Linked DNA regions of Homo sapiens: region 2 is linked to region 1. A link is a loop called in an ENCODE intact Hi-C map of the cell type or tissue named here. Cell type or tissue: GM12878. All regions are shown on one strand. Links, peaks and the distances in the headings refer to the core of each region. The heading gives the core; the rest is flanking DNA. Region 1 overlaps CTSC (cathepsin C). Region 2 has its middle 4.3 kb from the start of MIR3166.

Region 1 (6,927 bases), core at 1-2,500:
ACACAGAGCAACTGTTCAATAAATAGTTCCAAACAAATTAACAAAAAACTTAGGCTTATTTTTTTACCTTGGTTTCGAACAGGACTGACAAAATTGATACCATGAACATTTCTCCAGTCCCAAGATGTTGGCAAATGCAAAATCTTTTGCTGTATTTCAGCAGTCAGTGGTGCAGGTTTGGGCCTAGAAAGGAAATATACATTTGATATCAACATATAATCTTTCCTTTGAGGATGATTTCCTAAACTCTACTATAATTCTATGATTTCAGCTACCAGACTAGCTAGGATCTAGATTCAGACCCAGAGCACCTGTTTTATGAGTGATTCAATGTGTCAATTACACAATGGAGTTGTGTAAATGGCTTTCATTCGCTGTTTCTTTTTCAGGATCTAGTATTGATAATTTTCCTTTGTGAAATGACACTGGTTTTGTATATCACTGTGATGTTATTTTTAGTTTGCCTGAATAGCTGCATTCTTACTCATTTTTGAAAGATTTTTGACCAAGAAAGAGATGAGAAGTAGAAGACATAAGAAGGGTTTAGAGAAAACAGAGGAATCACTGATGTTTGACTTAGGAGACAGACACATTGGTAGTGAGGTGGCTGTAAAAGAAGTGAAGTTGGCAAAGGGAAAAAAGGGTCTATGTGAGGCAGGAGAACAGGTTCTGGAGGCAGGGAACATAAGGCCAATTCACACTGACTTCCTAGAACTAAATAAAGTGGAAACACTTCAGCAATGGCAGGAATGCGAAGGGCTTTGTCACTTCACTTCATCCTCTCCGTTTACATGGGCCACAACCCCCAGGAGTAACACCCTCTCCATTAACACAAGGCCTATACTGAGTAAATGACTTTGTAACTTAACTCCACCCTCTTCATTTACATAAGGCATACACCAGGTAACCAATGGGAAACCTCTAGACGGTATTGAAACCCCAGAAAATTCTGTAACCAGGGCCTTGAATCATTTACTTAGGCCCACTCCCATCCTGTGGAGTGTGCTTTCATTTTCAATAAATCTCCGCTTTTGTTGCTTCATTCTTTCCTTGCCTCATTTGTGAGTTTTGTCCAATTCTTTGTTCAAGAAGCCAAGAACCTGGACACCCTCAACCAGTAACAAGCATAACACAGGCTGACTAGCTCCGTAAACAACAGATAAAACTGTTTCATTATAGAACCACACCTTATATGACAGTGTTGGGCTGTAAGACACACAAAGGAGAGTTGCCTAGGCCCATGAATGAACGGACATTTTTGGGAAGTGAGAAAATTGTTCTAACAGCTTCTCTGTATTAGCGATTTCACACATACATACACATGCACACACACACAAACACACGCGCGCACACACACACACACACACACACACAGAGAGAGAACCACAGCTTTAGACACATTCGACTTCTTGGAGTTTCCCCAAGACTGCCAAATGGCCTCTCTGTTCTATATCTTTATGCTGCTGCTCCTGTAACCTCAAGTGCCTGTTGCTCACCACTTAAAACTCCCCTAAGAGTTTTTCCCTAACTTGTAATTTTCAAAACTGCTCATAAAGTAGCCTCCACTCACCAGCCCCCAGCGAAAACTCACTTCCTCTCTCTCTCTGCTCCTTCAAATTTGTTTTTAGGGCACTAGTCACAATGTGGTAAAAATTATTTTTTGTTACTATAAACTATTTGAATTTCTTATTCAACTGGGCATTGTCATATCACACTGTTCTAGTTTTTCAGTGGTTACCAGATGTTTTTTACTAGGCTAAAATTTAGTCAATGGCAAAGATTCTTTCTGGGCTACTTCATGCCCTCTGCACCTATCCACAAATGGTCCCGTCTCTCACAGCTTCTCTTAGATATAACACAGGTTAAGAATACATGACAAGGGGCCAGGCGCGGTGGCTCACGCCTGTAATCCCAGCATTGGGAGGCCGAGGCGGGCGGATCACGAGGTCAGGAGATTGAGACCATCCTGGCTAACACAGTGAAACCCCGTCCCTACTAAAAATACAAAAAAAAATTAGCTGGGCGTGGTGGCGGGTGCCTGTAGTCCCAGCTACTCGGGAGGCTGAGGCAGGAGAATGGCATGAACCCAGGAGGTGGAGCTTGCAGTGAGCCGAGATTGCACCACTGCACTCCAGCCCGGGTGACAGAGCAAGACTCCGCCTCAAAAAAAAAAAAAAAAAAAAAAAAAAGAATACATGACAAAATGGAACTGAGATGAAACAAAGAGAAAAACAACAACGATTTCTTCAAAAATAGCAATTGTAACCTTGACAATTGTATAGATTACACAAACACTAGTTAATTGTTCACTAATTTTTTCTCCTAAGCCAGTCACATTGGTTGAAGATATACATGATACAGAGATAAATATGAGATGGTCATTAACAATATGGAAGACAATGTTAAGAGACATAATATACACAAAGATTACTATAACAAGTTACAGTAATGCTATAAAACACACAATTTGGACAAAGTCTATATAATCAAGGATCATAAAAATCTGTGCCTCATAGGTAATTTTATATATAGGGTGAGAGAAAAAACAAAGCTTGGACATTTCTTCTAAGATGTATAAATAAAAACTAAGATGCAAACAAACCATTTCCATCTTTGAATGGAAATAGTTTCTGTGGTTTCACATTGAGAGAGTATGTTGAAGAAGAAACTCAATTTTTTTTTAATTCTCTCACTGAACACTATCAACTGTCAACACAAAAGACTTCTGTGATCAAATGCATGTGGGTTTTTCCCCACAAATCAAGCAAGCAACCAATTTCACAGTGAATACTAGCTGGGTGTCCTCCAATCCAGTTTTGACACTGTGTACTTAGAGATGGCATCAGATCTCACAGGCTGAGGGCTCCGTCCCACAAAACTGCCCCCTACTTCTCATGCCAATTGAAAGCCCTAGGTTGTTTACCTGTGCTTCTGGCCAACCAGCTATAATGTGGGGATCCTATGACACCCTCCTTGGGTTCAATTAATTTGCTAGAGTGACTCACAGAACTCAGAGAAATACTAACTAATGTTTAGTGGTTTATTATAAAAGATACTACAAATGAAACAGATGAAGAAATGAGTAGGGCAAGGTATGGGGGAAGGGGCACACAGCTTCCATGCCCTCCCTGAACACGCCACCCTCCAGGAACTTCCACTTGTTCAGCTATCTGGAAGCTCTCTGCACCCTGTCCTTGTGAGCCTTATATGGGGACTTCATCAAATAGGCACAACTGACAACCATGTAGAGATGTGACTGGACATAAAGGGAATGATGTAAACACAGCAAGGCCTGTCCAGATTCTTCTGAGCCTCTCTCTGTTCAGTGTTCCTTCCTTTAGGGTATGACACAGGACATCTTTGGAAATGAAGGTCTTATGACCCAAGATCAGAAAGGCAGGAGAAGATTAGAGTGCTGCCCTGGGCAGGTGAGAGGAGGGCGGAAGAAGATCAGAGAGAGAGAGAGAGAGAGACTCTGTTTTCTGAGGCCTACTTCTGAGGCCTAATGTGCCCCAACGTTAAAAGATAGTGACAAGGGCTATGGGAGTTATGAGCCAGGAACTGTGGACAAAATCTAGTATGTGTTAACTAGTTGTCTTGTTTAAACCTAAGAATATACTAATATAAAGGATAAAAAAGAAATTTAAGTTTGGCAGCATAATGTAATTTCAGGGCATATGATTTTATCACTTACTATCTGTGTAACATTTGGCAAGGAACCTAACATTACAAAACTACAGTTCACTTCTATTAAAGTGGGTATAATCATGCTTACCTCAAAGGGTTGTTATGAAAATTCAATGTAATAATGGGTAACAAGTGCTTAGAACAGTGTTTTTCTCTGATAAGTCCTTAATAAAATGGCAGCTGTTATGAAGATAACATTCATATCATTAACAGGACTAAATAAGATGCTGATACAGTTTAAAGCAATTATCTGGCACAAAACAGTCATTACAATATTAAGTTCCTTTTTTCTACCATCCTATAAGGCAGAGATTTGCCCATCATTGCACACACAAACAAAACAAAAACAGTGTGAGAACTGAGGCTTAATGATGTTGTCAAAGGTGTTTGACCCAGAGCAACTCCATCTTGAATAGGAGCTGGGTAAGATGAGGCTGAGACCTACTGGGCTGCATTCCCAGACAGTTAAGGCATTCTAAGTCATAGAATGAGATAGGAGGTCAGCACAAGATTCAGGTCATAAAGACCTTGCTGATAGAACAGACAGGCTGCAGTAAAGAAGCCAGCTAAAACCCACCAAAACCAAGATGGCGATGAGAGTGACCTCTGGTCTTCCTCACTGCTACACTCCCACCAGCACCATGACAGTTTAAGAATGCCATGACAGGCCAGGTTTGGTGGCTCACATCTGTAATTGCAGCACTTTGGGAGGCCAAGGTAGGCAGATCACCTGAAGTCAGGAGTTCAAGACCAGCCTGGCCAACATGGCAAAACCCTGTTTCAACTAAAAATACAAAAATTGGCTGGGCATGGTGGGTCATGCCTGTAATCCCAGCTACTTGGGAGGCTGAGGCAGGAGAATCATTTAAACCCAGGAGGCAGAGGTTGCAGTGAGCCAAGATTGCTTTACCGCACTCCAGCCTGGACAACACAGTGAGACTCTGTCAAAAAAAAAAAAGAATGCCATGACAATGTCAGGAAGTTACCCTCTATGGTCTAAAAAGGGGAGGCATGAATAATCCATCCCTTGTTTAGCATACAATCAAGAAATAACCATAAAAATGGACAACCAGCTGCCCTCAGGGCTGCTCTGTCTATGGAGTAGCCATTCTTTTATTCCTTTACTTTCTTAATAAACTTGCTTTCACTTTGCATTGAGGACTCGCCCTAAATTCTTTCTTGCACAAGATCCAAGAGCCCTCTCTTGGGGTCTGGATCAGGACCCCTTTCCAGTAACACTGTGAAAATGAAGAGAGAGCAAGAGGAGTCTGGGGGATAAAAAGGTGAGAATTACAAACATTTTGAGTACAAGATACAGGATTGGCTCTTAATCTTTTGGCCCACATTCTTTACAAATCTAGTGAAAGCTCTAGATTCAGAAATGCTCATAAACAATAAATGCTGTCTGTAATTTCAGCAGTTTCAAAGACTCCCTATATCTCAAGTTAAGAATCTTTGAGAGTTTCTATTACGTCATTGGATTCTTAGAACAGAACTAATTTATAAACAAAAATGCTAGTGAAAAATCAGGAAGCCAGATTATAATATCTGCTTTCATATTTCCTACTTCACTCAATTCCATCTCCTTATCTTAAACCTTCTATAAAGCTTTAGTCATGAAAACAGTCCTTCATAAACCCAGCCCTTGTCTAAAACAAAAGTGGTTGGCTGGAGGGAGAAGGGAGCTTTAGCAGGAGTCCTCAGAAACATAGCATATGACACTTGGTAAAGCAGCTGTGACTGAGGCTCCCATCTTTCAGGCAGGAGCCACAGTCTCCCTAGGCTCAAGTGCTAACACTCCTCCTCTTGATGCTTGTTTGGATTTTTGTTGTTGAATAGATCTCAGCTTCCTGTCTCATGCAGATACATTAAGACACATTAGGACTTCACTTTGGTGAATTTGAGAAGGGGATATGATATGCTCCGTTTTCCAATTTTGATTAACTAGAGCATTTCACAGACAAGAAATTCTCTAGAATAAACTTGGAGAAATACTGCAAAAGATTCTTTTAAGAAAGGGGTAGAATTATGGGAGGATGCCATCAGTTGGACAGGAAAAACCTTCACATAGTCTCACAGTTGAAAAATGCCACACCTTAGCATTATTAGTCTGCAGATGAAAAAGTTAGTAATGTTGATATGGACAGGAGACAGGGAAATACTGGGTAGAAGAGGGTGGTCCCTCAGCAAAGGCCCCACCCTCAAGCCTGAAGACCTAAGGCCCTAAGAGAAGACAGGCATTTCTGTTTTCACACCAAAAAAGGTGCCTTTTGGCCCGCCATGCCCCCCATCCTTCCCCCATATAAACCCAAAATCTTAGCAGGCACAGATACAAGGAGCTGAACATCCAGAGGAGCAGAGGAACAGAGCGGCACAGAGCTGTGGAGAGTGGTGGGACAGCACAGCAGAAAAGGAGGGAAGAGGTATTTGAACCCAGAGGAGAACAGGAACAAGTGGACTCCAGGGGAAGAACACCTTTCCCCTCCATCCTCCTTCTCTGGCTGAGAGTCGTCTCGCGGAGAGCCACCTCCACCACTCAATAAAACCTTGTGCTCATCCTTCCAGCCCACGTGTGATCCAATTCTTCTGGTACACTGAGCAAGAACTTAGGCTGTCACATTGGACCCCTGCCCTTGCAATAAGGCATGGGGTCTAATGACCTGATTAACACAAGCCATCTGCAGACGGCTAAGCTGAAAGAGCACACTGTAACACATGCCCACTTGGGCTTCAGGAGTCTCCAACATCCACTCCTAGACACTGCTGTGGGGCCAGAGCCCAAAAGCACCCCCCATGGCCTCTGCACCTGCCCCTCTGCATGCTCCCCCTAGGGGTTTGGGTGGTAGGGCAAGGGCAACCAAAGGTGTGAGAAGCCACACCTCTGTCATATGCCTGCGAGGGAGATAAGGGAACTCTCACATTTCAAAGTGTTTTAGTTGAGTAATTATTAATCTATTAGTAGTTTATTCAAATAATACAAATTTGAGCCATGAACTCTACAGATATTAGAGGATTAAACATTGTATTCTCTGAGAATTTGAGGCTATTTCAATGTATTAAGGAAAAATAACCTACCTATATAATTTTTCAAATTCTGCTAGCTCCCCATTGCTTTCCAATTCCTTACCCCTTAGTCACATGATCCTAAAGCAAAGTATGGCATTACAGGACTTATCCGTGGCCATTTAACAAATGTTAAGGAACTATATTAGATAGATGTAGATCCTAAGCTAGATCCAG
Region 2 (6,927 bases), core at 462-2,961, 120 kb before region 1:
AATCCCAGCTACTTGAGAGGCTGAGACAGGAGACTATCTTGAACCAGGGATGCAGAGGTTGCAGTGAGCCAAGATCACACCATTGCTCTCCAGCCTGGGTAACCTGAGCAAGACTCTATCTCTAAATAAATAAATAAATAAATAAATAAATAAATACAAATGAAATTGTTGATAAAATGCTGGGTCCATAGTAGGTGGTAAATAAATTGTAGCTATTACTATGAAATGAGGGACAAGCTTAAAATACTGTCCACAGGCACTGTCCTGTGCAGTTTCATCTTTCCTCAGAGAGTAACTCAGAAGTTTTGCTCAGAATGGACACTAAGTGACAGTGTGTAGAATTGCAGTCGTTTGTGTTTTATTGAAGTGCTTAGCTGGGTAGGCCTCATTTACTGGTTTCCACCCATGCGAGGACACACCAAGAAGATCACATCTAACAAGTGAGACAAATACTCTACCTGCTTAAAGAATTAGCCAACAATGTCACCTCACTTCCCAGGGAGGGGAATTCAGTAGCCCAAGATGCTTAAGCCATTCTAAATGCCTGCAAAATTAGGGAGGATGACAAAATGAGACCTTTGCCAGCTCTAAAATCCTGGGTCTGTAAATCTGAGAGACAGGCTTTGTCTGGCCAACAAGCTCCTGGGGTAGAAACAAGGTAGGAGTTTGAGACATCTTGTGGGCCAGCCTTCAAAATTATACCCAACCCAACTTTCTTACCAGCCCCGTACTGTTTTCCCAAGCCTGGTCCCGGCAGAGTCATCCTCACCCTTATCTGTTCTCTTTTGAGCAAGAGCATATTGGAACATCAGACATTTGGATTTATGAGGTAGGACAGGCAGGGCAAAGTTCAGGATTTCTGGTCCTGAAGCTGATAAAATTGGAGGAAGTAGCTTTTTGAGCAAAAGAATGCAAAATCAAAAATATATAATTAGGTCTAGGGCCTTGGAAGGGGTCCTGAAGCTTCAGTTTTATTGCCTCTCTGGGGGTAGGAGATTCCTCTCTCAGGGACAGCAGCCAACCATGGTGAGCAAGTTCCTTGGCCAGGCAGGAAGTATGTGCAGTTTTGTTTCCAGCCGTACTCATTTAGGTCTCATGATCATTCTTCACAGTGGGAAGAAATTACTCTCGGTTTATATTTTTAAGACTTTTAGATTACAGTAGCTTGGTAAGCACCCCAGCCTAGCAGTTCAGTAAAATCTTCGTAAAAGGCGCCTAGGTCTCTGAACCTGAAAGTCCCTTGGGTAAAATGAGGGAGTTAGGTTGCAAGATCTCTGGAAAGTCCTTTGGACTCTAAAATATCAGAATTCTGGGTCTTCTAGACATTGTCTAGTAGGAGTGACACCCTAGCTGATTCTAGTCACCCCACAAGAGCACCACTGCCAAAGAGGTGATGTTTTCTCTCCTCTTTTAGGTTTGGAAGAAAGGCCATCTCAAAGCAAACATGATGCCATAGTTCTCCTCTGGTTTCATGGTGCTATTCTTTCCTCTGCTGCTGTACATTTTCCCACAAGACAAAGGCAATCCAAGAACATTCTTTTTGGAGGACAAACCTTCATGTACTCCCCTTCCTTGCTTTGAACTTATTTTCTACACTCAGAACTAGGCTGCAGACAGGGAGCCAGGTAGCCAGGGACAAACTATAAACTGGATCAAGCCAGACAGTGAATAGATGGAAAGGATATTATCAAGCAGCTAGACCATTCTTGCCTCCTCTTTCATTCAACCCTGTCCCCTGCAATTATGATGCTTCTTCAGAACCTATCTTCCCCAACCTGAACATATACCTGTCAAGATGGCTTAGGATTATCAGGAGGATCTCAGCTTTTTCTGACACAAAAGATCCAGTGCTTCCTCCCCATGGAGAGAACAGCTGTGCCATTCGTCCCCCTCCCAGCAGCCACACTGCACCATGGAAACCTGTTCTCCACAGTAATTCTCAAAACATCTCTGGTGATGTTTTGACAAGCTTACTACCCTCAAATTGCTAAACCACAGCACATCTTCTCACCAAGGTCGGGAAGGCTGATGACTCAAGTTTGTAAAAGGTGTGTGAGACCACAAAGTGCTCAGAATTCAAGCCAAGAATGATATCCCAGAAGGCACAGCATTAGGTTTCTCTTAGTCTCCATTCCCTTTCTGTCCAATGTGGGTACTTAGTCTTATGAAATGGAAAAACTACAATGATTGCAAATTGCTTTGCAAATGTAAACTTGAAGGGACAAACCCTCATGTTTTCCTCCTAGAGCTGCTGTGTTTGGTGAGCCCCTGTGAAGTCACATTATTTGCTTTTGCCATTAAGAGAGCCATGGGGAGTTATTCATTAGCTTATGTGAGCTTTTAATTATTGCTCTGAAGAAATATGTAAATGACTGCAAGATGGGGTCCCAAGGGCTCTGTTATAGAAAAGGTAATCTAATTTTTCTTAGATTAATACAAGAAATATATCTTACAACAGATGAATTTTACTCTGCAAAAGGCCTGGAAGAAATGACCATATATTTTATCATTCAAACTATGACTCTTGAGAGTGAAAGGGGGCACTATGAATAATTACACCAAACAACAGGAACAAGCCAGGACTTTCCTAAAGAATATTCATTCCTAAAGAAGAGGGAGAAGTTGAGGCTCTCAAATGAGATCTACAGCTATAGGGGCTTTGGAAAATTCTCCTAAACCACAATTTTAATAAATAGGTCTGCCAAGTTAAAGTTGCAGCTTATTTCTTTCTTGTCTTCAAAAAGTTCTCTCTTTACCCACTAGGCTTGTCTGAAACCTGTGCTAACTTGCAATTTGAGTCATCTAGTATTGATTCAGGATTGCAGCAGATGTCTAGAAGTAGGAAGCAACTTTTGGGTTATTTGGAGAGAGGCCAAGATGGATTCTGTATGGGATGTTCTTGAAATAAATACTCTTCAGTCTATGAGAAATTTCTGGCTAGATTTTTTTCCAGAAAAAAAAAGACTACAATAGGATATTTACGGGTTATCATGAGAAACTGATTGTAAGTGCATTTTTTAACCCACCAGTAGTATGAATCAAGAAAACCAGAGTATGACCTAAACCATTTTCAGCAGTGTATTTATCACCAACTAAAATTATGTGCCTTAGCTGTGCCAGACAGGCATGGCTGAATCGGGGTGTATTTTTCTACTAACACATCTAACATGGATGAGTGGAAATAAGCTATGGAATGGCCGAAAGGCAAGCATCTGAGAACATGGAGAAAAATGATTCTGTATGTACTAGAATTTCAACTTCCTTATCCTGGGAACCTACAATGAGCTAAGCCCTTTATCTTGGTAAGTTTATTTGATCTTCACGACCACTCTGTAGCAAGTATCTTCACTTTATAATGAGGGAAATAGGGCTCAAAGAATTTAAATAATTTTTCCAAAGTCACAGATATGGAGTGACAGCATGAGAATCGTAACCAGTAATTCCTAAATCTGTGCTTTTTCTACTATACCACACTCCTTTAGCATGTGATAAATTCCAGGTCCAGGCTTCTACTGTAGCTTTGTTTCTGCTATGCTACTAAATATTCAGGCTATAAAGAAAAGAGATTGATTCTATTTCCATTTGATAAAGTCTTAACTATGCAGGGAAACAGCCAATAAAGGAAGAAAAGAAAAATCTATGATTCAAAGATAAAAGGATATATCCCATAATCTCTCACCAACTCGGGCAGAAAGTCAACACAAGTAAAAGTGGCATGCTGTGCATTTGTGGGGAGAGGTCTGACCCAGTGCACATAGAGAGCATATACAAGGAATCTACTTCTGTTGCTCTCAGAGAAGGCGATAGGATAGTACTGAGGCTGTACAGTGAATGAACCCCTATTCCATAATGGGTGATGACAGAGAGACTGGTAGGGTCTAGCTCAGAAGGTTAACGCAAGAAAATTACTGACAGACCATCACAGCATAAACGAAGAAATATTTATGTACAAAGCATTGTAACAGAGTTTTTTGAGGATCAGGGTCAGAAGAAAGGTCTCACGTTTATCTCAAAGAGTGTATAAGATATAAGTCCCTGCCATCAAAAATGCTTCCATTCTGGTTAAAGCATCAGCATGTATACACATGACCTTCTGCCTTCCACTCTGACCTTCTTAGACTCCTTCACAACTTCCCTTCTTTTCTGCCCATCCACTAAAGTTTGCTATTCTTCATCCTTGGGACTCTGACTTTCCCTGCTTGAGCTCATCTACTCCTGTGACAATAGAGCAAATGGGGTTAGGAACTCTGGAATCAGGTGAGCTTACCTGATTTCACATTCAAGTTCTACCACTACCCAGTCATAAGAACTTTGTAAAGTAGTTTAACTTTTGCAAGCTTGTCCCTTCATGTATAAAATGAGGATAATAATTTTAACCTCCTATTTTTTTTTTGAGAAGACCAAATAAAATTCTGTGAAGTGCTTAGCATAGTGCTTGGCCCAGGATATGCACTGAAAAGAACATGTTGTTAAACTATCAAATGTCTGCTGATGATTTCTATATCTGTATTTAAAACACAACCTTACTCCTGCATTCCATAAACTTGTTCCAACTGCCCGTTGGGCATTTCTACCAGGCTTTCTGGCAGACAGTTTAAATGCAACATGTGCAAAACTGAACTCATTATCTACCCTAACAGACTTGTTCCCTTTCCTGTATTCCTGGTTTTTGGTCAGTGGTTCCACCCTCACCAAAGTCTACCAAGCTCAAAAACTCAGTCACTCTTGATTCCTCTCTCTTTGTTACCCATCTCAGACAAATTCCTGACAGCATTTCCACTACTTCACAAAATTACTATTATAACAAAAAGGTGAATATTTATGCATTATTATTGTGGAGAAAGGACCTTTGAATATTATGTGAAAGGCAGAAATAATAAAAGGAAAAAAAAAAAACTAAACGTGTAGACATTAACAATTACCAGAAGCAAGAAAAATGATACTTTCAGAATGAGAAAAATTTTACAACATTTAAGACAGGCAAAAGGAAATATACCTTATATTAAATTGTTCTAATAATTTTTTAAACACTAAATTAGATAAAGATATAAATAAGCAATTGACCACACAAGACAAACAAAAAGCCAATAATGTGAAAAGTGTATTTTTCACTAGGATAGTAATAAAAGTATGAAAATTAAGCAATAATGTAATACCATTTTTTACTTTTTAAATTGACAAATATATTTTAGTACTAAAAATATCCAATTTTGATGAGAATGTAAAAAATGGATACTATCATATGATCCTGTGGTGGGACTAACATAAGAAAAAGTTGTTAAAGGGAAATGTGGTTATATGTATCAAAAACCTTAAAATGCATGTGCCCTTTGTTAATTCCATTTTTAGGAATTTATGGTAAGGAAATCACTAAAGATGTATGTGACGATTTAGCTTTAAGAATTCCGATTGCAGTGTTGCTTATAAAAACAAAAATTCACAACTCCCTAAATACACATGAGGTTAAATATTGTAATGGTATACGTATGTGCTGGCACATTATACAGCCTTTATAAACAATGTTGAAGAAAATATTGCAGCTGGAAAAATGTTCACAATTTTTTTCATAACATTTTTAAATGGGAGGTCAACAAATCACAAAAAGTTAGAGTCCCCAATTTAGCATAAAATACATAATTTCCATTTTACACAAACATGCACACATTGTCGATGGAAAAAAGGTACAGAAAATTATGTACCCACATATTAGAGTTTATCTCTGGATAGTGAGATTATTGCTTCTTTTTTATATATTTTCCTGCTTTTCTATATTCATTTCATTTTTATGGAAATGTTATTGATATCAAAAGAAGAAAACAAAGTTAAAGTCAAATGTGTACTGAATAGGTCTTGGATGAGGATTTCCAGTGGCTCCTGTTCCAGGTTTCAGCATTCAGTGTGTAGAGACAATGAAGTTTCCTGTCTGGCCACCAAGTGCTGGGTGTTTTAGGTTTCAGTATTTTTCTAGCCAACCTTTCTCATTCTGATCACACTAATCTTATCAGCGCTGAGAGGTGTGCCCTCCTAAGGGAACCAACGCACTATTTCATGGGTGGCATGATCAGGCTGATACTCCAAAACCAGTTAGACAAGGTACTCACGCTGTCCTGGAGTGTCTCTGCCATAGTAGCCCTGGCTTAGCTCATGAAGACAAGCTCCATGTGCCTGAAAGGGAATTGACTGTCTCTTCCCAATTTGGATTGAAATTCCCACCAGGGTCACCAATATCCAAACCTTGATATCATCTTCACTTCTTTTCTGCTTGTGCCCTACTTTTCCATTTCAACACCAACTTGCAAATTCTTCTCTCCGGTGTCTCTTTCATTCATGCTGTCATTTCAGTCCCTCTTAATATCTCATCAAGTAGTTGTTCCCTAAGGACATCTTCCTGATTCAGTTTCCCCTGCTTTTTCCTATCCCTTACCACTCTCAGATCAATCTTCAAAAATAAATTACTACAAGCTGGGCATGTTGGCATCTGCCTGTAGTCCCAACTACTGGGAGGCTGAAGTGGGAGGTTCACTTTAGCCCAGGAGTTCAAGTCCAGACTGGGCAACATAGCAAGACCCTGCCTCTAAAAAGTAAAATAAAATAAAGTTACTACTGCAATAGGACACTCACTCCTCTTATCCCAACCTCTGAACTTATGTGTGAGAGGAATACATTGTTTGGTTTAACCTTTGGATGAGTTGGGTTTTCTGTTTATGCAGCCAAACCAAACCTTAAATGATAAATCTCCTTGAGTCTGAAAGAAGTCATGTCTCTGCTTAGCATGCATATATAATAGCAGTTTATATGTATGCCATTTCACCATTCTACCTCTCCCCAACATTCTTTTTGTAGATTTTGTTGCCCTCCTCTTTGACTCTGCCCATGAAATCAGAAGCATATACCCTACCAGCACAAGGTGCAGCCTGCTCCATGATA

What was found. Hi-C counts contacts between places; a loop is a spot of excess contacts. Peaks named below come from ENCODE experiments on the same cell type or tissue, not always from the same donor. Only the 100,000 strongest peaks of a DNase experiment are listed, where the experiment ranks them.
Region 2: it touches region 1 in a loop (2.3-fold over the local background); 2 of 110 quality-filtered maps call a loop at or near these places.

What each region holds. Positions count from the first base shown.
Region 1 is chr11:88,300,463-88,307,389 of GRCh38, forward strand. It overlaps CTSC (cathepsin C), which reads right to left. Exons shown (of 7, transcript NM_001814.6): 5 at 68-183. Among named protein-coding and RNA genes, the nearest start is that of CTSC, 34 kb to the right of the region's middle. RefSeq lists an enhancer at 2,942-3,001. In GM12878, for the core only: no CTCF peak of the experiment used is centred there; a DNase peak (open chromatin) is centred at 1,329; H3K4me3 peaks cover 830 bases; H3K27ac peaks cover 2,378 bases.
Region 2 is chr11:88,177,363-88,184,289 of GRCh38, forward strand. No RefSeq gene overlaps it. Among named protein-coding and RNA genes, the nearest start is that of MIR3166, 4.3 kb to the left of the region's middle. In GM12878, for the core only: no CTCF peak of the experiment used is centred there; DNase peaks (open chromatin) are centred at 2,019 and 2,799.